3 separate regions of the Homo sapiens genome follow, and all the other regions are linked to region 3. A link is a loop called in an ENCODE intact Hi-C map of the cell type or tissue named here. Cell type or tissue: mammary epithelial cell. All regions are shown on one strand.

Region 1 (8,000 bases), 75 kb before region 3:
AGGCTGAGACGGGCGAATCACTTGAGTTCATGAGTTTGAGACCAGCTGGGGCAACATGGCGAAACTCCATCTCTACTAAAAATACAAAAATTAGCTGGGCGTGGTGGTGCATGTCTGTAATCCCAGCTACTCGGGAGGCTGAGGTGGGTGGATGGCTCGAGCCCAGGGGGTGGAGGTTACAGTGGGCCCAGATCACACCACTGCACTCCAGCCTGGGTGATAGAGCCAGACCTTATCTCAAAAAAGTAAAATAAAATAAGTAAATAAATAATTTATGTTCCATAGCTCAGGCAGTACTTCCTTCCTTCCTATTTTGTTTTTTATGGACTTAGTCTATTCTGAATTCTTCTGATACTTAGTGTTTTTACTTTGGCACCATGTTCAATTTTTATGTTAATGTCTATCTTGTCTCCAATGAGATGGCAAGGAGTGTACCTTATCTCTTTCTCTGACCAAAAAGTCTAATGTAAGAATAAGCAAATATACATTAAATTATATTTCAAAATAAACCCGTTATTATTGCAGCTTCTTAATCTACATGGCATTGAATCATAAATCCTTTAGTTCATTCAACAAATTCATTATTTATCTATTCAAATATTTATTTGATCCCCCTATATCTCAGGTACTATTTCAGGTGCTGGGTATATAGCAGTAAACAAAATAGGCAACAACCCTGCTGTCATGATGTATAGTATAGTGAGGGGACACAAAAATAAACAAATATACACATAATATATCACTTAGTGGTCATTGCTATGAGAAAAATAGAACAAGGTAAGGGGAATAGGGATTTCTTTTGTGGGGGTTGGAGGGGATTGCTATGTTGTATGTTATCTTTAAAGGAGCAAGCGCTGTAAATCTCTGATCCAAACCTCATATCCAAACCAGATGGTAAAAAGACTTTTAGTAGGAAATCTAACGTTTTGAGAGACCCATTTGAGACCCAAGACCAATATTTTTCTTTTCCTTTATAAGAGACATACTAGTTTATCTCTCTTTTTTGTTTTTTGTTTTTGTTTTTGTTTGAGGCAGGATCTGGCTCTGCTGCCCAGTCTACAGGGCAGTCGCACCAATTGGCTCACTGCAGCCTCCGTCGCCTGGGCTCAAGCCATCCTTCCACCTCACCCTTCCAAGTAGCTAGGACTATAGGCTCATGCCACCATGCCCAGCTGAATTTTTGTATTTTTTTAGAGTTGGGGTTTTGCCATGTTGCCTAGGCTAGTCTCAAATTCCCGAGCTCAAGCGATCCTCTTGTCTCAACCTCCCAAAGTGCTGGGATTACAGGTGTGAGCCATCACATCATGCCTGACCAGTTTATCTCTTTGAAAGAAAGAGTTTGATTTGGATTTTATGTACAGTAGGTAACCAATCATGTCTTGAGGTCTAGAATTCCTCAGATGCCTCATTTATTGAATATAGAGTGATGTTCTTCAGAATACCCAAGCTTGTAGTCTTTTGAGGATTTTCACAAGTGTTCCAATGACTGTTTCAAAGACCAGTTTATCTTTCAAATTCTCTTTAGCAGCCTTTCTTTGTTTATGAAAACATTCCTATCCCTACTGAAGGTACTTATTTTTAATGATCTTCCAGCTGGGCTTTTCTTGCATTTTTTGGTTTGTACTCTGTATATTCCTTACTTTTTGTATCAAACTCATCACCTTCCCTTTAAAGCATGTCTTTTTTCCCACAGTTTTTGGTCTCTTACTCAGAAACTCTATTTCTACTAAAGGTGTCGTTTTATAAATTTTAAAACAGATCTCTCCGACTTGTAAATTCTATCTAGTTGCCCTGTTTAAAGTCACTGGATATCAGAAGTTAATTATATGGTTAGTTTCCCATCTAGGCATGCTCTAATATAATTAAGATGGGGTTGTAAGTATAATAAGGGTGGAAATACTTATAATTTCATGACTTTGTCACTCAAAAAATAAAAATCACTCATCCTAAGTAATATGAAAATACATTCTTAGATATAATGGTCAGTTTTACATATAAGAAAATAATCTTTCATCATTCCAACTTCTAGTCTCCAGAAGAGTTCTATTTAAAAATTGGGATGAAGGAGAAAGACATTAATACTTGAAGTACCAGATGTTGTAGTGTACTTTTTGTATGTTGTCTATGAAGTAAGAATAATTATCCCTTAACATTATCATGTTACAGTGAAGAATCTCAGCAATTCAGACTATTTGCCTGGGGTTATGCAGCCATTAAGTGACTGAAGCCAGGATTCAAACTCAGGTATATCTGAGCTGACTTCAGAGCCCACATTGCATCCATTATATCAAACTGCCTCATCAAATGATTGCTAGGTATTATTTTTTTGAAATAATGGATGCATTTGAAATCAGAGCCAGTTCTCAGACATTTTCACTGATGTCCAAAGTGCTAAACAATTTTGTTTGCCTTCTGAAACTCCACCCTGTATCTCTCAGTCCAAAAAGCATACTAAAATGCAACAAAAGAGTCACAGAGATTACCTTGAACCTACCGTAATATAAATACTTTACACACTGAAGTTGATAAGTGTTTTGCTTTCAACTACTATTAGTAACAAATCACTTTACACACATCTCACTGCCAGTGTGATGAAATCCCAGGTTTGAGAACTACAGGATAAAGGAGCCATTCCCAGACACAATCCCCTCCGTTTAATTTATTTCCAATAATAAATTAGTCACTAACTGGACAGATATTTGTTTAGCTAGAAAAAGGAAACCAAGCTGCAAAATTGGAGATTTAAGATTGAATGGATAAAACTAAAATGGCTAAAACTAAGCAAAGATACTTATGACAGGGTAGATTTTTAGATTTCATAGACAGCCTACAAATGTTGTTAATAGACAGTAGAAGGTAAGTATATGGGTGTTTGCTTTTCCATTCTTAGGTGTTAGGATCTGGAGGGAATTTTAAAAACTATTTTTAATTTAATTGAACCAAATTGGCTTTTTTATACTTCAGTTTTTAAAATGCTTTAGTAAAAATATCTAAGAATAGTTTTAAGCAATGTAAAACTTGACCTTTCAGAATGGAAATTATATTAAATCCTGTGTACTTAATTTAAAATCACAGATTCTAATAAATGTTCATGGTTAACTAAAGAAGTTTAGTGATAGAGATTCAGCATGCTCTGGGCCTGGGTACCTAATCGTAATATAGTCCCAGAGAGTCCTCCAAAGATGATGCAAAGTAGAGAAAAGCATGACTCCATGGCCTAGCACCTAGAAGATTCTATTCATCTTTAGGAACTGTTTTGTTTCTATTCTTTATAGCCACCTATTTTCATTTGCAGCATATACCTTTTCTCAGAAGTATAGAGATGATGAACCAAGTTATCCTTACTGTATTTCTATGACGTTGTATAAGTTAGTAAGTTCCTCATTGAAAACAGTGAAAAACTTAAGGAAAAAAAGGTAATTAAGGGTTGCTTATACATTGGTCAAGAAAAACATCAAGTACATTTAAGGAGTACATTTAGAACATTAGAATCCAGATGGAAACTTCTTCAGCAAACATTCCAAAATAGGGTGTTTTCAAGTTATATTATACAACATGTCACTTAACTTGTCCTACAATATTTTTACTTCAGTAGCAGAGTAGATATAATTGTTTAAGATTAAATCTTCTTGGCTAGTGATTTAATAATCCCTTTGCATTTTGGTTCATGATTATGGAAATTAACTTCTGAAAGGGCTTCTTATTTCAGTAGTATATATTATCTTAGCTATACCACTTCATTGTTATATTTAATGTATGGCTATACCTTGAATTTTCATTAAAAGTTTGTATTTTAATTACTCTTAATTATTCTAAATTTCATCCCTTCTGTCTGTTCTTTTGGTCACCTCTCCATCCTAAACTTTAGCTGTTGAATACTTGAGATACGGTGGTATCTTATGATTAATCTTGCCTCAGTTTCTAACTCTTCCAAGCTGTTCTTACATGTCTACCAAATTAATATTCTTTAAGCAATGCTTTAACCAAATCAAGTAAACCCGTTACTCAAAATTTTCTAATTCATTTACCGCTATCTCTCAACATAGACCTTTAGCGACGTTGGCCATGGTAGCCTAGTTGCTGGCCTCCATGCTATCCCAATAATATGATAATGACTGCCCAGTGCTACCCACCCTCTTCCCTGAAAGTTTTTCTACTAGGTTGAAGATGAACCCTTCCTAACCCTATTCCATCCCTCCAGCGTTCCATATCATCCATGTTGGTCACTGATGCAGCTTAGAATCCATCTCTTCCATTAAGACTTTTTCTTCTATTGAATGCACACTGATCATTTCCTCTTCTGAATTCTTAACTACATTATAAATTGTTGTATACTTTCCTCTTTGATTGCATATTGCCTTCACCTGATTAAGATGTGTATGTTTTGTCCTAGGTTTAAAAAAAAAAAAAGGATAACTATCTTTGGAGAAATATCCTGGACCCCTGCTATAGGCTCTATACTTGTACCAGTACATCAAGAAAAGGTGTAATGGTTTAGAAAAAATATATAACAGTAGTTATATATATTTATGATCTAAAATCTGCTATCTTAAACTACGATCAGTCTAAAAATTTAGCTTACTAGCTGTGTTTACTTTTAACTTGTCATAGCCCTGAAATTCCCATGAAAATTTAATAAAGGTAAATAGAAAAGTGATTTTATTGTAGATTTAATGCCTTCATTTCAGTTTGATTTCTCTGAAGTTCTAGTCATGTGGATAGGCCAGATTTAAGTCTACATTATTCATAATTGTTGCATCACTTGAAGCCAGCAGACTGTAGCCTCAGCTTTACTTCTTGGTGATTTTACAGTTTTACTTGGCCTTTTTGCCTAATCATTACTTAAGCCCTGAGATTTAATTTACAAAGTTCTGGGAAAAAAAACTTAGAATATACTTAACTAGGATTGTGCCTTTTAAAGAACATTGTGCTTCTTGACTTTTTATACTTTTTAAGCTCTTAAGACCCAGTGTTGAATATTATTTTTATTATAATAAGGTTCTGTTATAGGCTAATTTGCAGTTAGGTTAACTATTATCATTGTGCAATGTAAATCTAAGTAATTTTTGCTTACCTCACCCTGATTGAAGTCAGAGAAGCCCTCTTGAAATGGAAGGGAAATTAACATGGCAAGTGAATGATTTGTTTATACTGTGCATTAGCCAGGCTCATTGTGATTATATTAGGTGTCAGTCAGCTTTTACATATTAGACATGGAAATTGAATGATCTTAATTTTGCTCATTAAAATAATTTTTCTGATGTATCAGTAAGATTAAAATTTTTACATTGAATTTTAATATCTGCCTGCTGCTTAATTCCAGAATGATGAAAGTGTATTGTATGTGATGTACACAATACCACTTAATACAAATCTTGCTGTATTTGCTGCTGATTATACATCATTATAGAATGCCATGATAGCATAAGGGAATACCGCATAGCAGAGAGAAAAATAATCTAAGATTTGATTAAAAGGATACAATTATTCTGAACTGTTACGTCATGTGGGATTTTTTTACAAAGTTTTTTCTTTTATTTAAATCTTGCTAAGGATTTGAAGCATTCATTACCATCTGGACTTGGTCTCTCAGAAACCCAAATTACATCTCATGGCTTTGACAATACCAAAGAGGGTGTTATTGAAGCAGGAGCATTTCAAGGTAAGAGCCCATATATTTGTAAAGATGGCTGGGATAGAGGATGGGAGAAGTTCACCAAATGCTACCTTTATTAATAAAGCACAAGAATGGAGCCCTTTCATTCTGTGATAAAACATTGATTATAAATGTATTCCTTTTTCTCTTCAATTTAAGTAATAGAATTATTTGAGTAGTCTCCTTTATATAAACAGATCAATGTACATGATATCACTGGTTATTATTTAAGAATAGGTTATAAAATACTGAAATAAAAACAAAAATTATGTCAGAAATGTAGATGTAGATTATTTTAACTTGTAACCATGAAATTTATAAATCAATGTTGATTTTTATAAATACATATTTCTTATTTCAAAGCAAATAGAAAAATGAACTTTTTACGTTATATAGGAGGTCTCCAAGACCACACTCATTAAAAGTTTGTATTTTAATTACTCTTAATTATTCCTAAATTTCCTCCCTTCTCTCCATACTTTTGACCACCTCTCTATCCTAAACTGTAGCTGTTGAATACCTGAGATATAGTGGTATCTTATGATTGATCTTGCCTCAGTTTCTGACTCTTCCAAGCTGTTCTTACATGTCTGCCAAATTAATATTCTTTAAGCATTCTTTTAACCAAATCAGCAATTTGCTAGGAGAATTCACAGGACTTACATAGTGACACTCATGGCTATGATTTATTGTAATGAGAGTAGCAAGCACGATCAGTAAAGGCAAAAAGTGCATAAGCTAAGTCTGAGGAAAACTAGGCATAAGCTTCCAAGAGTCTTCTCCCAGCTTAATCACACAGGAATTGCTTAATTCCTCCAGCAGTGAGACTGACAACATAGGTGAAATTTTGCTAACTAGGGAAGCTCATTTGAAACTCCATGCTTGGGATTTTTACTGGGGGCTGATCACATAGGTTTCTCCATCTGTTACATACCAAGATTCTAGACTTCCAGAAGGAAAGCAGGTAAGCAGCATAAGCCACATTGCAGGTAAACAGCTTAAGCACAGTGAGGCACTCGTAATCATTCTGGCAATGGAGGAAATCCTCCCAAAATTCAAGTTGCCGCATGCCAGCCTTTTTAAGGATAGCAGTTAGACCTGCTGTGTTAACTCTTTTCTGCACACATCTCATATCTATGTCTATTTTTAATAGAAAAATATTGGCTCCTTTCTTAATGCTTTTACTTGTGATAACTTTTTTAAACTTTTTTTTTTTTTTTTTTTTTTTACTCGAGTGAAAGTAAAGCCGTGTAAACATTTAGATGTGGGAAATAGATTTTCTGGACAGTACTGTAAAGTAGTAGCTACAGTTTATGTTCAGTTCAATTAAGCACATATTAATTTTAATGCTGCATTACATTTTACAAAATGAAGAAACAATTATGTCCATGCCTTTGTAAACCATAGCCCTCATGCAGATATTAGTATTCTGTATTTTTTTTTTTTAAAGATGTAGTCTCACTCTGTTGCCCAGGCTGGAGTGCAGTGGCATGATCTTGGCTCACTGCAACCTCTGCCCCCGAGTTCAAGTGATTCTCCTGCCTCGACATCCCAAGTAGTTGGGATTACAGGCGCCTGCCACCATGCCGGGCTAATTTTTATATTTTTAGTAGAGACGGGGTTTCACTATGTTGGCCAGGCTGGTCTCCAACTCCTGAGCTCAGGCAGTCCTCCTGCCTGGGCCTCCCAAAGTGCTGGGATTACAGGCATGAGCCACTGTGCCTGGCCGTATGCTGTATTTTTTATTGTACAGTTGGCCAATACTTTATTTAAAGAACAGTTTAGATTTTGAAGTATATTCTCTGCTATATGGGTCCTGGAAATAGACGTTTAGGATAATCCAGTATAATATCCTCTCCTTTAGGCTGTGAAATGAATGGACTGTCTACTGACATCATTTTTTTCTCTTTTCATACTTATGTTTAGAAAAATAAAGGGAGCAATCACGTCAGTGTCTTAGTAGTCATTCTGAAGCATCATGGCATTCTTATATCAGGGATAATTTTGAATTTGGAAGGGCTGACTGAGTACCTAAAACTAAGAGTGCTGAAAAACGTAAGGCTTACTTTGCATAATTTGGTACCATTTTTTGACTAATCACCAATTCTAAAATTTAAATGTCAACATAGAATAAAAAACTAATTTTACTATTAAGATATTTTAAATATATATATTTTTTAATTGATCATTCTTGGGTGTTTCTCGCAGAGGGGGATTTGGCAGGGTCATAGGACAATAGTGGAGGGAAGGTCAGCAGATAAACAAGTGAACAAAGGTCTCTGGTTTTCCTAGGCAGAGGACCCTGCGGCCTTCCGCAGTGTTTGTGTCCCTGGGTACTTGAGAT
Region 2 (8,000 bases), 190 kb after region 3:
TGGGTGCATAGGGCGAGATGGCTTCCCTAAGGTCACGTAGTAAGAGGCAGAGTCAACATGCAAACTCAGGTTCCAGACTCCACACTCCTAATGATATGCTGCTTACATGAACTCTATAAAGTCTACTCTACAACAACTCTATAGATATGCAACTCGTCTCTCTCCTGCAACATCTTCCCACAATTTCCAGGATCAGAACTAGAAGAACTTGACCCTCATGAGTGATATTACAAGAAGCAGGGTTGAGAGGAGATTCAGATGCTGGTCCTGACACCTGCCCTGTGTGACTTTGAGACTCAGTTTCCTTATTTATACAATAAAGGGTTTGGATTAGGTGATCTCCAAGGTCCCTATATGTCATCTAAATGCTAGGGAAGGATCTGGCAAGCTCTTTTTTTCGTCTTCTTCTTGAGACGGAGTCTTACTCTGTCACCCAGGCTGGAGTGCAGTGAGGCGATCTTGACTCACTGCAGCCTCCACCTCCTGGGCTCAAGCGATCCTCCCACCTCAGCCTCCCAAGCAGCTGGGATTACAGGCACCCGCCACCACACTCAACTAATTTTTGTAGTTTTAGTAGTTTAGTAGAGACAGGATTTCTACCATGCTGGCCAGGCTGGTCTCGAACTCCTGGCCTCAGGTGATCTGCCCACCTCAGCCTCCCAAAGTGCTGGGATTAGAGGCGTGAGCCATGGTACCTGGCCCAGTGAGCTCCTTAGACTCTTCTGCCTGTCACGACTTGACAGCTGTGGCTTAACGCTGACACAGTGCAGTGTCTCCAACCTCGGTTCATTCACAGTCCCCCTGGATTGGTTTCTACGGCCTTTTGGTGGCTGTAAATTCCTTTGAGAATCTGGTGAAAGCAAAGGGTCACCTCTCAGGACAAAGGAAACATATTTATAACCACACATTTTGCAGATGACTTTAGAGCATTTCAGCCCCCTTAAGGGTCCATCCTTAAGGCCCCAGGATCAAAACTCCCACACTTGAAAACGAGCAGGAAGTAACTGGAGTTGAAGTTAAAAATGGCACCAAGGGAAGATGTGATCAGAGGGAAGGGTGAGCTTGGGCTGAATAGGGCTTGGGTCTGCAGAGGGTCTGCAGAGGGTCTGTAGGCTGCCTAGGCCTCAGCCTGGTTTCCTAAGCCAAAAGTAGGCAGTCAAGACAGCTCAGCGAGCCAGGCAGCAGGTGTGGGGAAGGCATGCTGGGGAGGGCTCTCTCATTTGCCTGTCCCCTGATTTTGCTCGTGGAGACCCTCCTGGGTGTGGGCAGGCAGAGATACACCTGAGTCCTGTCTCACACCTGAGTCCTGTCTCACACCTTCAGAGGGCTCCTACCTGAGCAATCTGCCCCATAGGGAAAATGACTGCTGAGAGCAACAGCTCTCAACTCCTTAGTAGCCCTCATACTGAGGTGCACCTGATCTTTTCTAAATGCCTTAAAGCTTGCGTGCTCCAAGTCTAGCTGCTTTCTTTATATATGGAGACTCTTGCATCTTAAAAGGAGACTTGGCCAGGAGTGGTGACTCATACTTATAATCCCAATGCTTTGGGAGGCCGAGGTGGGAAGTTCACTGGAGCCCAGGAGTTTTATACCAGTCTGAGCAACATGGCAAAACCCCCATATCTACAAAAAATTTAAAAATTAGCTGGGCATGGTGTCTCGCATTTGTAGTCCCAGCTATTCGGGAGGCTGAAGTAGGAGGATCACTTGAGCCCAGAAATTCGAAGCTGCAGCAAACCATGATCATGCATCACTGCACTCCAGCCTGGGTGACAGAGCTAGACCCTGTCTCAACAAAAAGGCTGGGGAGACTCATTTAATTCAATACCTTAAGGTCCCCTAGGCCAGTAGATATCTGTATAGATAGAACTCCAAGGAGCTCAAAGCTTTTAACCTAATTGCTTCTAAATATACCTTTTGGAAAGGCATGCTGAAGTTAAATGTAATACTTTCAAACAGACCCTAAGAAAAAGCTGTGGCTGAATACTTCTCACACACGAATCTGATGGCTGTTTCCCGTTCTGGGTCTTTGCCCCAAATTCGCTAATGCCTCACTATAACTCATGCAGAGGAGCTTATTTTCCTAAGACTTCTTGCCTGTTGCTCTTCAGCACCGTTCACTCTCCTTTAGTCTGTTGGGGGACAGTTAACCCACCTTTCTGGGGCAGCCAGATCTACCTCTTTATAGGTTAAAAGCCCTGTTGTTTGCTGTAGAAAAGAAAATGCACAGGAGACCTCAGAAACTCATGTCAATATTAGGAGCTTGAAGACCCGTAAGTAAACAAGGGGGCTGGGTTTTCCTTTTGTGTGTTTGCTTTGAGTTGCCTGCTCTGAGATATTGCTATCTTTGCCTTTGCTGAGGAATATTTACTGCTTTCTTAAAAGCTGACCATGAAAGTGGCTATAACTAAGTTTTAAAAAGCTTTATCAGGCCAGGCGCCATGGCTCACGCCTGTAATCCCAGCACTTTGGGAGGCTGAGGTAGGCAGATCACTTGAGGTCAGGAGTTCGAGACCATCCTGGCCAACATGGAGCAACCCCATCTCTAGTAAAAATACAAAAACTTAGCTGGGCGTGGTGGTGCGCGCTTGTAATCTCAGCACTCGCGAGGCTGAGGCAGGAGAATCGCCTGAACCCGGGAGACGGAGGTTGCAGTGCAGCCGAGATTGCGCCACTGTACTCCAGCCTGGGCTACAGAGTAAGACTCTGTCTCAGAAAAAAAAAAAAAAAGCATTATCATTTGAGTGGAGCTATTCATGTGGATGAGATGCGTTTTTCACTGGTAATGAGAGCAAACAAAGTGAGGGGTGAGAATACGAGGCATTATTTGGGGGAATGCAGTGTCCCACCACGATCTTACAAAATGGAGCATCTATACTTTTGTCTCTACTATGTACTGGTTTTGGATTCAGCGATGCCCACCTGTATCTCATAACGGGAAAACACAACTCAGGCAGAATTGACTGTTGAATAAATAGGCATTACCCGGATGGAATTACACCAAGCAAACGATATCTGTTTTAAAAACAGCTGCTTTCCAGTTTGTTTTTTACAATGTAATATTCAGCCTGCCTGTGACCAGCTGTGGCTGAGTTGTAGGGTGTTCGTGGAGATTATGGGAGGCAGCGTTAAATGTTGCGTTTCTTTTGCTTTTTAAAATCCACCCTTTTGTTCTGTCCTCAGAGAGGAATGTGCATCTTTTGTTCTTAGCTACTCAGCTTCGGCCGGGTCTGGCGGCGCCTTTGAGTAACATGGGCAACGCGCGCCCTCTTCTGGACAATCCACTAATTGCAAATTCTGTAAAGCATTGGTCTGGTTATCAAGCGGGCCCTGAATTTGAATGTTCTTGGTAGAGAACACAAAAGAAATTATGACATGTTCCCTGCATTCAAAGGGCCTGCTTTTATGTTAGAAGATTAAACAGCTTGCTTTGGGATTTTCAGTGTGATTTGGAGAGACCAGAGAATATATTCTTTTAATCGTGTTTCTTAAAAAGGTATTTCTTTTATAGCCAAAATTTCATTTTAAAAATCTAACGATTTATTTTCTTTCTCTATTTGAATTATTTTTGAATTTATATGATTTAAACGGCTTCCTGGCCTGGCGCAATGGCTCTCACCTGTAATCCAAGCACTTTGGGAGGCTGAGGCAGAAGGATCGCTTGAGCCCAAGAGTTCCAGACCAGCCTGGGTAACATAGAGAGACCCTGTCTGTACAAAAAATACAAAAATTAGCCAGGCATGGCGGCCATTTCTCTAGTCCCAGCTACTCAGGAGGCTGAAGTGGGAGAGTCCCTTGAGCCTGGGAGTTCCAGGCTGCAGGGCACTGTGATCGCGCCCCTGCACCCCAGCTTGGACAACAGAGCAAGACCCTATCCCTAAAAAACAAACAAACAAAGCCTTCCTTTTAAAAGAGTAGAAACAAGATAAATAGCAAAGGTGTGTAGGACATTTGTTTTCAGTAAAGATAACTGGATCTTTAAAATCACTACATGAAGATCAATTATTCCATGTAAATCCCAAATAAAATCAATAATTTATCACAAAGTGCTTAGAGCAATATTCTCTACTCCCCTAAAGTCCTGTTTATCAAAAGTGAAACATTTATTTCAGTCTCTCCAGACTGAAGATTACAGAGCAAAATACTCTGTATTTACTTTTTTTTTTCACTCAGCCGAGAAGAGGGGAATAGAATCCCCATGGCCTTGCCATTCCCTTAACCTCACTTGTGGGACTGTTCAGTTTGTGGATCATCAGCAAATTTCTGGTCTATCACTCAGTAACATAAGACCTTGGGAAGATTACTTAAAGTTTGTAAATCTCAGTCTCACTATATGAAAAAGGGGGATAATAGTGGGGGGAATTAAATGAGCTAACCTGTGGTAGGTGCTGGGCCAGTGCCTTGCATTTAATAAATGTTCAATAAATGTTAGCCACCACCATCACCACCACCACTACCACCATCACCACAACTGCCACCATTACCCCCACCACCACTACTGTCACCACTGCCATCACCACCATCAGCATCACCACCACCATTACCACCACCACCAACATACCACTACCTCCACCATAACCACTACCACCACCACCATCACCACCACCATACCACTACCACCATCACCACCACCACCATCACCACCACCACCACCATCACCACCACCACCACCAGCATCACCACCATCACCACCACCACCACCATCACCACCATCACCACCACCATCACCACCATCACCACCACCACCACCACCATCACCATTACCACCATCACCACCCCCACCACCACCACCACCATCACCACCACCACCATCACCACTACCACCACCAGCATCACCATCACCACCACCTTCACCACCACCATCACCATCACCAACATCACCACCCCCCCACCACCATCAACACCATCACCACCACCATCACTACCATCACCACCATCACCAACACCACCATCACCATTACCACCATCACCACCCCCACCACCACCATCACCACCATCACCACCACCATCACCACCATATCACTACCACCACCACCACTACCATCACCACCATCACCACCCCCACCACCACCATCAACACCATCACCACCACCATCACCACCACCACCATCACCATTACCACCATCACCACCCCCACCACCACCATCACCACCATATCACTATCACTACCACCACCACCACCACCACTACCATCACCACCATCACCACCACCACTACCACTACCATATCACTATCACTACCACCACCACCACCACCACTACCATCACCACCATCACCACCACCACTACCACTACCATATCACTATCACTACCACCACCACCACCACCACTACCATCACCACCATCACCACCACCACTACCACTACCATATCACTACCACCACCATTACCACCCCACCACCACCACCAGCATCACTACCACCACCACCCCCACCACCAATAGCATCACCACTGCCATCACCACCACTGCCTCAATCACCACCACCATCAAAATCACTTTCTTTCTGTATTTCTCTGCTCCTCTTTTACTTTTTATTGTAAAATAAAACATATAGAAACCTTCCAAAATAAAAGTAGAACTTAATGAGTCATAATAAGGTGAACGCCCATGTAACCAAAAGAACCAGTCACCCCAGAACGCTCCATTGTGCTGTTCCAGCCTCAACTCCCTCCCTTCCCCAAAAAGGAACCACTGTCCTTTTACTGTAGTGACTTTCCTGTTTCTTTTTGGTTTTAGGACCCAAATGTGCCTGACTAGACACTTTAGTTTAGTCTGTACCTCCCCCAATTTTTCTACCTTATGTCTTTTAAGTTTATTATAATGTATAGGCTTCTCTCCATTCCTTGCAGTTTGCCTGCTGAAGAAGCTGGGGTATTTGATGTGTAGAACATCTCAGAGTCTGGCTCTGAGGTGACTGCAGGCTCATGGTGCAATTCAACATGTTCCTCTGTCTGTCTTTCCTGCCAGCTTGGAAGCTGGGGCCAGAGGCTGCGTCAGACTCCTCTTCTATCCCTAGACTCGTGTTGTCTCTTTGGCAAGATTCTAGGTAGTGCTGTGTCCTTTCATTAGCTCAGTGGCTAGATTTATGTGGTCTGCAAAATGACGATATTCTAATGTCACCATTTATTTTGCATCCTTTAGTTAAAATACTTTTAGTAAGCATTTCTGCCCTTCATGCTGTATTTGATTTCTCCGCGGTACAGTTCACATAGGAAAAAAAACTTGATTTTCTTTGCTTTAATTACCCAGTTTTCAAGAAAGTGAATGTGTTCCCGTGGTGGTTGTAAAACTTGACTGCAAATTCTGCAGCGCTTCTGCCTTCAAGAGATGGGATCTACATCCCGCTTGTTGAATCTGGAGGGGCATAGGAGAGCATTAAAAATGACAATTTGTGCCGGGTGCAGTGGCTCCTGCCTGTAATCCCAGCACTTTGGGAGGCTGAGGCAGGCAGATCGCCTGAGGTCAGGAGTTTGAGACCAGCCTGGCCAACATGGTGAAACCCTGTCTTTACTAAAAATGCAAAAATTAGCCAGGCGTGGTGGTGGACACCTGTAATCCCAACTACTCAGGAGGCTGAGGCAGGAGAATTGCTTGAACCCAGGAGGCAGAGATTGTAGTGAGCCAAGATTGCGCCACTGCACTCCAGCCTGGGTGACAGAGCAAGACTCTGTTTAAAAAAAAGAAAGACAATTTGTGACTTCCATGCCTACATCATAAAAGGCCACACAGCTTCTACCTTGTTTCCTCGGACACATGCTCATGGAGCCCGTGGCTGCCCTGTGAGAAATCCAGCTCCGCTGAGAACACTGCCTCAGAAAGGCTGCATATGGGCACTCTGGATAGCAGCCCAGCTGAGCACAGGCTTCCGTCATCCCAACCCAGACCCAAATGTGCAAGTGAAGTGGCCTCCAGATGACTCCAGTCCCAGCCATTTCGTCTTTCCAGCTGATGTCCCAGATGTCACAGAGCCAGGTCCACCAGGCCCTATCTGAAGTCCTGAAATACAGAATCCATATGCATGATAGAACGGGTGTTTACACTGCTTCGTCTTGGGGGGAGTTTGTTATACATAATAGTTAATGATAACGGTTCCTCATCGCCCTCTAAAGGTGACCAATGAGATTTATTTATATCCTTGTAAACTCATGAATTTAAAAAATATTTCATGATTTCAATCAATGGATTCATTATGCTTCTTGACACTCAAATTGTCCCTTATTTGACCAATGGCACCTCTTCATACTGGATTCTGAGTCCTTTTGACATAGCTCTATGAATACACAACAAACCATTGAATTATACACTTTAAGTAGGTGAACTGTATGCTATGTAAATTTTTTTTTATCAAAAAGCTCTTATTTAAGGGAAGACAATTACAAAAGACAAAATAACACAAATCAGAATTAGACAAATTCAAAACTGCGGTGATAGAACTCAGAAAAAATTAGAAATTAGCAGTCACTACCTATGTCTTTCCCCGCTCTCAAGGCAACCACTAATCCACTTTCTGTCTTTATAGATTTGTCTATTCAGACATTTCATATACATAAAACCATACAATATGTGGTCTTTTGTGTCTGGCTTTTTAGCACAATGTTTTCAAGGTTCATCCATGTTATGGCATGTAACAATACTTTATTACCTTTTATGGCTAAATAACATTCCATGTATAGACATAATATTTGTCTACCCATTCATTCGTTGATATACATTAGGATTATTTCCACTTTTCAGCTTTTATTAATGACACTGCTATCAATATTCATGTACATGTTTTTTGTTTGTTTCTTTTTGAGACAGAGCCTTCCTCTGTTGCCCAGGCTGGAGTGCAGTGGCACAGTCATGGCTTACTGCAACCTCCACCTCCCAGGCTCAAGCAATCCTCCCACCTCAGCCTCCCAAGTAGTTGGGACTACAGGTGCACACCACCAAGCCGGCTAATTTTTTTGAATTTTTTTAGGGATGGGTTCTTGTCATGTTGCCCAGGCTGGTCTCAAACTC
Region 3 (8,000 bases):
AAAGTGAGAGCTGGTCACACTGCCCACTGCTCAAGAGGCCTGCAGTGGCAGCAGCGCCACCTCCAAGCCACGAATGCCAGTAGCTGGGCAGACTTTGGGCACACTGGGCTTCAGGAGCCTTTCCAGCCTTATTTAAAGGCTGGTTGGCACATTTGGGGGATACAGATGGACAATCAGCATATTAATAGATGAAGAATAAATTGTCTTCTAGATTTTGCAGCTTTAGATCCAATCCATCAAGATATGAACTCTATTGAAGAGTTGCGCCATGCTTCATTCAAGCACTTTTTGACCACATCCTATGTACAATTTGAAAAATAAGAGTCAAAGTAGGCCAGGCGTGGTGGCTTACATATGTAATCCCAGCACTCTGGGAGGCTGAGGCGGGTGGATCACAAGGTCAGGAGATTGAGACCATTCTGGCCAACATGGTGAAACCCTATCTCTACTAAAAATACAAAAATTAGCCAGGTGTGGTGGTGCATGCTTGTAATCCCAGCTACTTGGGAGGCTGAGGCAGGAGAATCGCTTGAACCTGGGAGGCAGAGGTTGCAGTGAGCTGAGATCGCTCCACTGCATTCCAGCCTGGCGACAGTGAGACCCCGTCTCAAAAAAAAAAAAAAAAAAAAAAGTCAAAATAAGCATGACATATTCAGGGGCAGTACGTCCCACTGCTTGAGTGAAATGGGACGCATCCAATTGTGGGAGATAAACGTAGGATGCTGCCGGATTGTCAGACTGAAGAATGCTGCCTTCTTCCTGTAGGAGCACATGGGAATCTGCAGAAGGTTTTGAAGAGGTAGGTAGTGTGATGAAATCAGACTTTTAAAAACAGTGACCTGACAGCAGTTTTGGGATGGATTTAGGAAGAAGAGAGAAGCAGAAAGAACACCAAGGTAGTGGATGTAGGTATCCAATTTAACTTCTCTAAGCTAGGAAATCAGAATGCTTATAGGATCATGGTGAGAATTAAGTGTGGTGCCTGATATGTGGCCAACAGCAGATAAATACTTGTTCCCTCTTCCACTACTTGGGGTTACTGCAGTGATGGTGCATGTGAAAAATAAAACAGGTTACTTGGGAAAGAGCAGCAAATTTAGCAAATACTTGAATTTTAAAGAATTTAAGAGAGACAAGCAAAGGAAAAGCTAGGATTTCAAACAGAAAAACCAGGTCTTAGGTAAAGAGGGGGAGGTGGTGGGTGTGGGAAGAGTACTAGTTTTGAGGGAAAGATGAGTTGATTTTTGGATATTTTTATTTGGACTTGAAATTTTACAACGATAATATGGATTCAAGAGTCCCTGACATTGAAGAGAAACCCGGAGATATACCTTGAAGCTCAAATTTCCAAGCCCCTCATTTTCCCTGGGCCCTTCCAAGGATACATGTCTAGTATTATGTTTGTAAGTTTTTATTGCTTTCCTTTAAGAAGTTCCCCCAGGAGTTATACAAGCTTCAGGTCCCACGACATCTGGATGGGTTCAGTTTGAAATCAGAAGGTATTTCTTTGGGATACTGGGAGATCGAGAGTTGGAAAAACCTTGTTACTGTCCTCAAAGGAAGAGAAGGGTCAGCAGAGAAGTCCAGAGAAGCATAGAGAAGGCCTTAGGGTAGGATGCTGCCAAGGAGATCAAAGGGATGAGGGGCTGAGAATGGGTCACCAGACTTGACTTCTCAAAAAGTAACTGTTTTAGAGTGCATGCTCAATACAGTTGGGGGGAGGCCCACTGTCACGGGGTTGAGGAGGGAGGAGTAGGCAAGGGGTGTGGACTCCCCATTTAACAAGGTCGACAGTAAGAGAAAAGAAGATGCCACTCAACTCCTCACTTTCGATCTGCTGTAATTTAACTTGAGCCTGAACAGTCAATATTCCTTTGGGATTCATATTAGCTCCCTGAGCATGACATTGTCTTTCTCTTTATTACATTTTCTTATTCCTTAAGATTTTAAGATTTTCTTAATTGGATCCATTTCTCTTCATGCACCATCAATGGCCAAGAAATGGGCTATTGGCAGGCACAGTTTTGGTTTTGGGGTTGATTGGTTTGTTTACACTAATAGTTTCTCTTTCTCGATCCAAGGCTTGACCAAGGAGGTCAGGAATTCTGTCCTGGGAGTTCAGGGACTGAGGACCAGGATGGAGGAAGCAAAAGGCGTCAGGCATTAGGCTGGAAACGTCTTGGTCGGTTATCTAGGATCAAAGAGTCAAAGGTAGCGATGACTTCATCCCCGTAGAGGGCGCCTCCCTACCCCGACAGTGGATTTTCGGTCAGCCGGTTTGCCCGGGATGTTTTCTTTGACTACTTGCTTCTCACTGGCGCCCCAAGTCACTTTGAAGAAAAAAAAAATGTGATTAAATCGATTCCCCTGTTTCTTTCTGTGAGGAGTGTGCCTTTCCCAGACAGCGTGCGTTCATTCGATGAGGCCTGGCAAAATTTTTGAGGGGTCTTTTTACGCTTTAATACAACCTAAAGGTTTCTGTTACCATCATCATTGAGAATTAAAAACAAAAACAAAATAAAAAACGGTAACAAATTTACAGCTTGGCAGGCCCCAGGGAGGAGCTGACCTTTGCGAAGCTCTAGCGCAGCCAGGTTTCAGCTGTAGGGGTTGGGACAGGTCAGTTCGCCCAAGTGCTGCTAGCTCTCCAGGGAGAAGCAAGTGTTGGGGCAGAGGGTGGTCTGGCGCGTGCGTCGGGGGGCGTGTGCGGGTGTGTGTGTGTGTGTGCGCGCGTGTATATAAGAGTGTGTGCGCGCCCGTGTGCACAAGAGAGGGTGCCTGGGAGGCTGTCGCAAAGGCTCCTTTGTGAAAGGCACTTGCAGGTTCAGAAGCCAGCTTGGCGCCTCCTCTCGCCCGTTCCCCGAGGACACCTGGCTCTTCTGGGCAGCCCAGCTATCTCCGTCTCCTGCCGCCCCTACTTCTCTCGGTGGCCCCCGGCCTAGCCCCGCACCAGCCTTCGGGTGCGGGAAGCAGTGTGCCCCGAGGCGTCTCCCCCGGGGCCCCGCGCAGGTGAAGGTGAGCGCGTGGCGGTGACGGTGGCGCGCGTAGGGTGGAAGGGGAGGCGAGGGAGGGGCGGAGCAGGAAAGGGCGCGCTGCCCTTCCCGGCCGGCCAGGAGCAGCGAGGCCGCAGCTTTGTTACCTGAGGCTGCCGCTGCGCCCCGCCCCGCCCTGCCCCCTCGCGCTCAGGGTTGGCTGGGCCTGCAGTGACCGGGAGGAGGCGGCTACGCCGACACAACGGCGGGAGGCTGCAGCGGTCTGCGCGCCGGGAGCGGGGGCGCGCTGGCCGCGGGTGAGTGCGGGTCGGGCGGCCGAGGCGGGGGCGACCGCGGCGCGGGACACGGGGAGCTGGAGCCCCGCCGCTCGGGAGGGTCAGGGTTGGGGTGTTGTCCGGGACCCGAGGCTGAGGCGCCGAGAAGCGCGGCTGATGGGTGCCGGGTCTCGGCTTCCTCCGAGCCTCACCGGGAAAGCTGGAGAGGAGGTTCCAGTTCCCTCCACATCCACCCCGGTGACTTTGGCGGCCGCCCTTACCCGGCCACGGAGAACAGCGATCGGTCCCTGGAGGCGAGGACGCGCCGGTGTGGACCCGCGTCTGGAGAACGAGCTGCATCGCCAAGGCTGCTGCGGGTCGCACCTGGGCGGTTGACTATTAGTCGTGGCTAAGACTTTCAGATCAACCGCCCCCTAGTTTATCCCGACCCTTGGGAGACAGCGGCGTCCCGCACGGAATGCGCAGCCGCGGCGCCGCGCTCGGTTCCCTAGCCAGCCGGGGGCCACGCCTGGCCCCTGACACAGTGGTGGGGCGGTGGCGGGGACCTAGTGCGGTGGTGCGGACCGAGGACCAGGCGCTTCTCGCCCCGACAAACTTGCTCCGGCCGCGCGAAGTTCGGATTGCAAGTTGCGCCCCGCGCCTGCAGGAGTGTGGGGAGGGGGAGGAAGCGGGTGGGCTGGGGATCAGCCTCCAAACAAGGGGTGTCCCCAGCTCTTGGAGAGCGGGTTCTGACCGGTTTCAAACGCCAGGAGTCTCCCCTCTGTTTTTCTCAGCGGCTCGACCCGGCTCCCTTTTGGCAGAGCCGCAGTGCGGCCGTGAGGCTTTTCCCCCGCGCCTGCGACCTGGATGGGGGACGTGGGAAGATGTCGCGGCGGAGGCTCCGGGTGGGTTGGGAGCGCGCGGCCGCCGCAGACCCGGTGTCTGCGAGCCGGAAGACCCCCCCTTTCGTTTCATTCACACGGACACCTCCCCTAGTTAGCCGTCTCCCACCCAACTTCTGGGCGCAGCGTGCTAAACCCCCGCAGAGGGGCTGGCGCCCTGGGGGGCGTGGCGTGGGGAGCGTGGGCTTTCCAGCGTGGGCCCCTCGGGGAGGGGGGCGGGGCCGAGACCCCCTCCAACTGGAGGGGCCGGGAATGGGCGAGCGGGTGCGGCGGCCGACCCAGCAGCTGCAGCCGCCGGACGGGAGAGCGGTCGGCGCTGCGGAAGGCCGAGGGTCGTGCAACGCCCGCGCTGGGCGCCCGCCCCGCAGTCCCCGCCCCGCAGGCCGCGGCTTCTCTCCCCGCCGCAGAGCTGGCGCGGCGCGTGTGGGCGTCGATCTCAGCGCGCACCGGCGCCCCACCCTCGCGCCGCGACGCCCTTCTGCCCGGCGCTGATAAGGACGCAGCTGGGGCTCCGCGCGGCCCGTGGGCCGCCCACTCGCGTTCAGTTTGCTGACCCCAGCGCGGCTCCCCGGGGATTCGCGGCCCAGCCGGTGGCGGCTGAGCCGGTGGCTTGTTGGTGAGTGGCTCGGGCGGGGACCGGGGTGCCGGGTTGGGGATGTAAGGAGGCTGCGGACAGCTGTCTAACGCAGAGAGCTGGTGAACTACTACGTATCCAAACTTGAAAGAAGTGGTGTCCCAGGACCCCCCAGGCCGAATTTCTTCCGGACTTAATGGTCGGTTTTCAAACTTCCGTGTGGACAGAAACGACCTCCGGGATTCGGCCGTCTGTGACCCCCTTCAACTGACCCACAGTTGTCTTCCTGGAAGGAGCAGCCGGCGCTCCCTTCCCTCTCTCTAGAGCATCCTTTGGCACGCATGTGCTTTTTTTTTTTTTTTTCTTGGTTTTGGGACAGTGAGAGAAACTGAAAATGAACATTCAAATACAGGCGTTTTTCCTCTGCTCTCGGGTGTTGGTCTCGGGCGCCTATGAATATTTACATTGTGCTGCAGATTGAAGGCGCTTACTGGGAACGCGTTGTCCTGGGTTCTTTCACTACTGCCTGGAGCACAGGCAGACGGAACTCACAGAAGAGCTGGACGGTCCGGCTCTGGCCCGACTGCGTAATTGTACCGACTGACATTCTGTGTTTAATAATCAAGAAAGCTTTTGAAAGATAAGTGGTGGTGGAGGAGCCTTTTCCCGAATTAGTGGAGTGGGAGTAAAAATTCCATAGTTTAGAATTGTCCGTACTTTCCCCATCCTTTTCTTCTCTCCCAAATACAATAAAATAGGGCTGTGTGTTTCTCTACCTCTGCTCTCCAAACTCGGCTTGTTCTACCCTGGTTTGTCATCAGAAGCATGTGGGCCAGCCCTTCCTGCCCCCACCTCTTCTGTGGCACATGCCAGGAGTCAAGGAGAAAGGTTTTCTGGCAGGTTTTCCTTGATGTTCCTTTTGATTATTGTTGACCAAAGGAGTGAGTGACCAGCTGAGCACCAAGACCCTCATTCTGAGCACCAGAACCACTGGTGCAGAACCACTCATTCTGAGCACCAGGACCGCTGGTGCAGAACCACTCATTCTGAGCACCAGGACCACTGGTGCAGAACCACTCATTCTGAGCACCAGGACCACTGGTCCTCGTTCAGGAAAGCCCTGAGCTCCAAACTGACGGCCAGGAACATGCTCTCCCCTTAAATACACTGTGAGATGAAGCCTATATACTCTTTTTTCTTGGCTCCCTTCAAGAGACTAGAACGTCTTTTTTTTGGTTATTGTTGTTTTGTTGTTGCGACGGAGTCTGGCTCTGTCGCCACGCTGGAGTGCTGTGGCGTAATCTCGGCTCACTGCAACCTCCGACTCCCTGATTCAAGCGATTCTCCTGCCTCAGCCTCCCAAGTAGCTGGGACTACAGGCGCGCCACCACGCCCAGCTACTGTGTGTGTGTGTTTGAGTGTGTGTGTTTCAGTGTGTGTGTTTGAGTGTGTGTTTATGTGTGTGTGTATTTTAGTAGAGACGGGTTTCACCATGTTGGACAGGATAGTCTTGATCTCCTGACCTCGTGATCTGCCCACCTCGGCTTCCCAAAGTGCTGGGATTACAGGCGTGAGCCACCGCGCCTGGCCGAGACTAGAACTTCTAGGGGTGTTTCTGACACCAAGGAAAAAGTACAGCGGGCTGTTTAGGCAGGAGAGCTTAGGAGGGGGCCAGGGGCAGCTTTGAAGACCCTTAACGAACGTTCTAAGATTTTTTGTCTGCCAATTAACTAAAAGTTAAGTACGTGATCACAGCATCGCCTTATTGAAATTTCACATAGTTGAAAGATGCTCAACTGAGCTACAGCCTCCTTGGGAGAGTCCATCACTCAAACACAACTCTGATGGGTCATGAGTAGCACTCAGGGGACTTGAGGAGACATTCCCATCTTCAGAGCCCAGCCATGACAGCTCTGCATTTTACTCAGAGCTGGGCACTTGTCAGCCTTAGCAGCTACCTCATCCTGTTGCTGAGGTTTCCAACCTGTAGCTGAGATCTTACATACAGGCCTGTCTCTGTCTGCCCAGGGGCAGATTGATGGGACTACTTAGCATTTTCCAGACAGAGTGGGGGCTAATCCCATTGTCCCTACTGGCAGTTGTCAGCTGTGAGAAACAGGCAGCCAATGTGGTCTGTTAGGGCTGCAGCATCACCTGCGTTCTCCTAGCGTACCTGGAGAGTGTGTGTTTGCATCTCTACTGCGGGCAGTACTGCAGCAAATCCATCGTTCTTTTGTGTATTCTCTATTTTAATTTCCATGTGGCTGTGGAAAGGGTTAGAATTCTGTCTGTACTCCACTTTTCCTGCCACCTCTTTCACATTGGACATCCTGGCCCAGGGGGAAACCCTATTGGAGTAAAGGTAGTAAAAGCATTAGCGTCTTGGCTAATCATTGCTGGCGAACCTATTCATTAGAAGCCGTTGGGGGGCTAGGATCCTTGTGTGTTACCCTTGGAAGAAATTAATCAGACAGCATACCAGGGACACTGTTGTACATTTTCTTTTGTTTCCTTTAACTTTTAAAAATAACATTCTTTTACATGGGGCATTGGTTAGAATCATCCCAATGCAGAGCTAACAAGTGTCACTTTTTACTTTGACAGTCGTTTATCTGGTACTTCCTCTGTGCAAAGCACAGTACTAAAACACGCACCTTTCTGGCTTTGTTGTTAGGAGACAGTGAGGTTGCATAACCTTGGAGTATATAGTCTTCCTTAGTCTTTGTCAGTATCTCTGTATTTGCATTGTGAGGTTTAGTGGCGCATCTGTCCATATACAGCACTGAATGAGTTACTGCTTTCTAGATTGGAGACTTTTTGAGCTTATCACCATTCTTAACAGGGATAATCTATAAATAAGTCAGCATATCTGGAATTGGAGGTAAATTGGAGGATTAACAGCTCTTCTATACATGAGATATTTTATGTACAGAAGTATTTTAAAATATGTAAGGATAAACTGCCAAAATTACCTGCACAGTCTTGAAAAAGAAGAGTTCAGATATAACTATAAACTGTAATTGACAATGAGTCATTTGCTTTAAGGGTGCCAACTATGAAAACAGCCTAGTTATGCCCCTAATGATAATTATGAAAACTCTTTCTAGAAGCCAGTTACATCTCAAGTGAGCTGTATGTCAGCTTGGAAAAATATTTTCTATTTTACTTATTTAAAAATTATTTGGTGGTGATGGCTGCACAACACTGTGAATGTACTTAATGCCACTAAATTGCACACTTAAAAGTGGTGAAAATGATTTTTTAAAGTATCCAATTA

The links. Peaks named below come from ENCODE experiments on the same cell type or tissue, not always from the same donor. Only the 100,000 strongest peaks of a DNase experiment are listed, where the experiment ranks them.
Region 1: a loop joins it to region 3, with 3 times the contacts of the local background. A loop is called at or near these places in 3 of 110 quality-filtered maps.
Region 2: it touches region 3 in a loop (11-fold over the local background); 12 of 110 quality-filtered maps call a loop at or near these places.

The regions. Positions count from the first base shown.
Region 1 is chr4:152,858,053-152,866,052 of GRCh38, forward strand. It overlaps ARFIP1 (ARF interacting protein 1), which reads left to right. Exons shown (of 9, transcript NM_001025595.3): 3 at 5,554-5,662. Among named protein-coding and RNA genes, the nearest start is that of FHDC1, 74 kb to the right of the region's middle. In mammary epithelial cell, no CTCF peak of the experiment used is centred here; no DNase peak of the experiment used is centred here.
Region 2 is chr4:153,124,823-153,132,822 of GRCh38, forward strand. No RefSeq gene overlaps it. Among named protein-coding and RNA genes, the nearest start is that of TRIM2, 76 kb to the right of the region's middle. In mammary epithelial cell, a CTCF peak has its summit at 3,274 (motif pointing left); a DNase peak (open chromatin) is centred at 3,269.
Region 3 is chr4:152,933,121-152,941,120 of GRCh38, forward strand. It overlaps FHDC1 (FH2 domain containing 1), which reads left to right and starts at 3,203. Exons shown (of 12, transcript NM_001371116.1): 1 at 3,203-3,289. LOC729870 (a long non-coding RNA gene) reads right to left here and starts at 3,717. Exons shown (of 2, transcript NR_136614.1): 1 at 3,529-3,717; 2 at 1,396-2,330. RefSeq lists silencers at 3,159-3,248, 4,581-4,840. In mammary epithelial cell, no CTCF peak of the experiment used is centred here; DNase peaks (open chromatin) are centred at 3,141, 3,581 and 4,931; H3K4me3 peaks cover 3,081 bases; H3K27ac peaks cover 1,964 bases.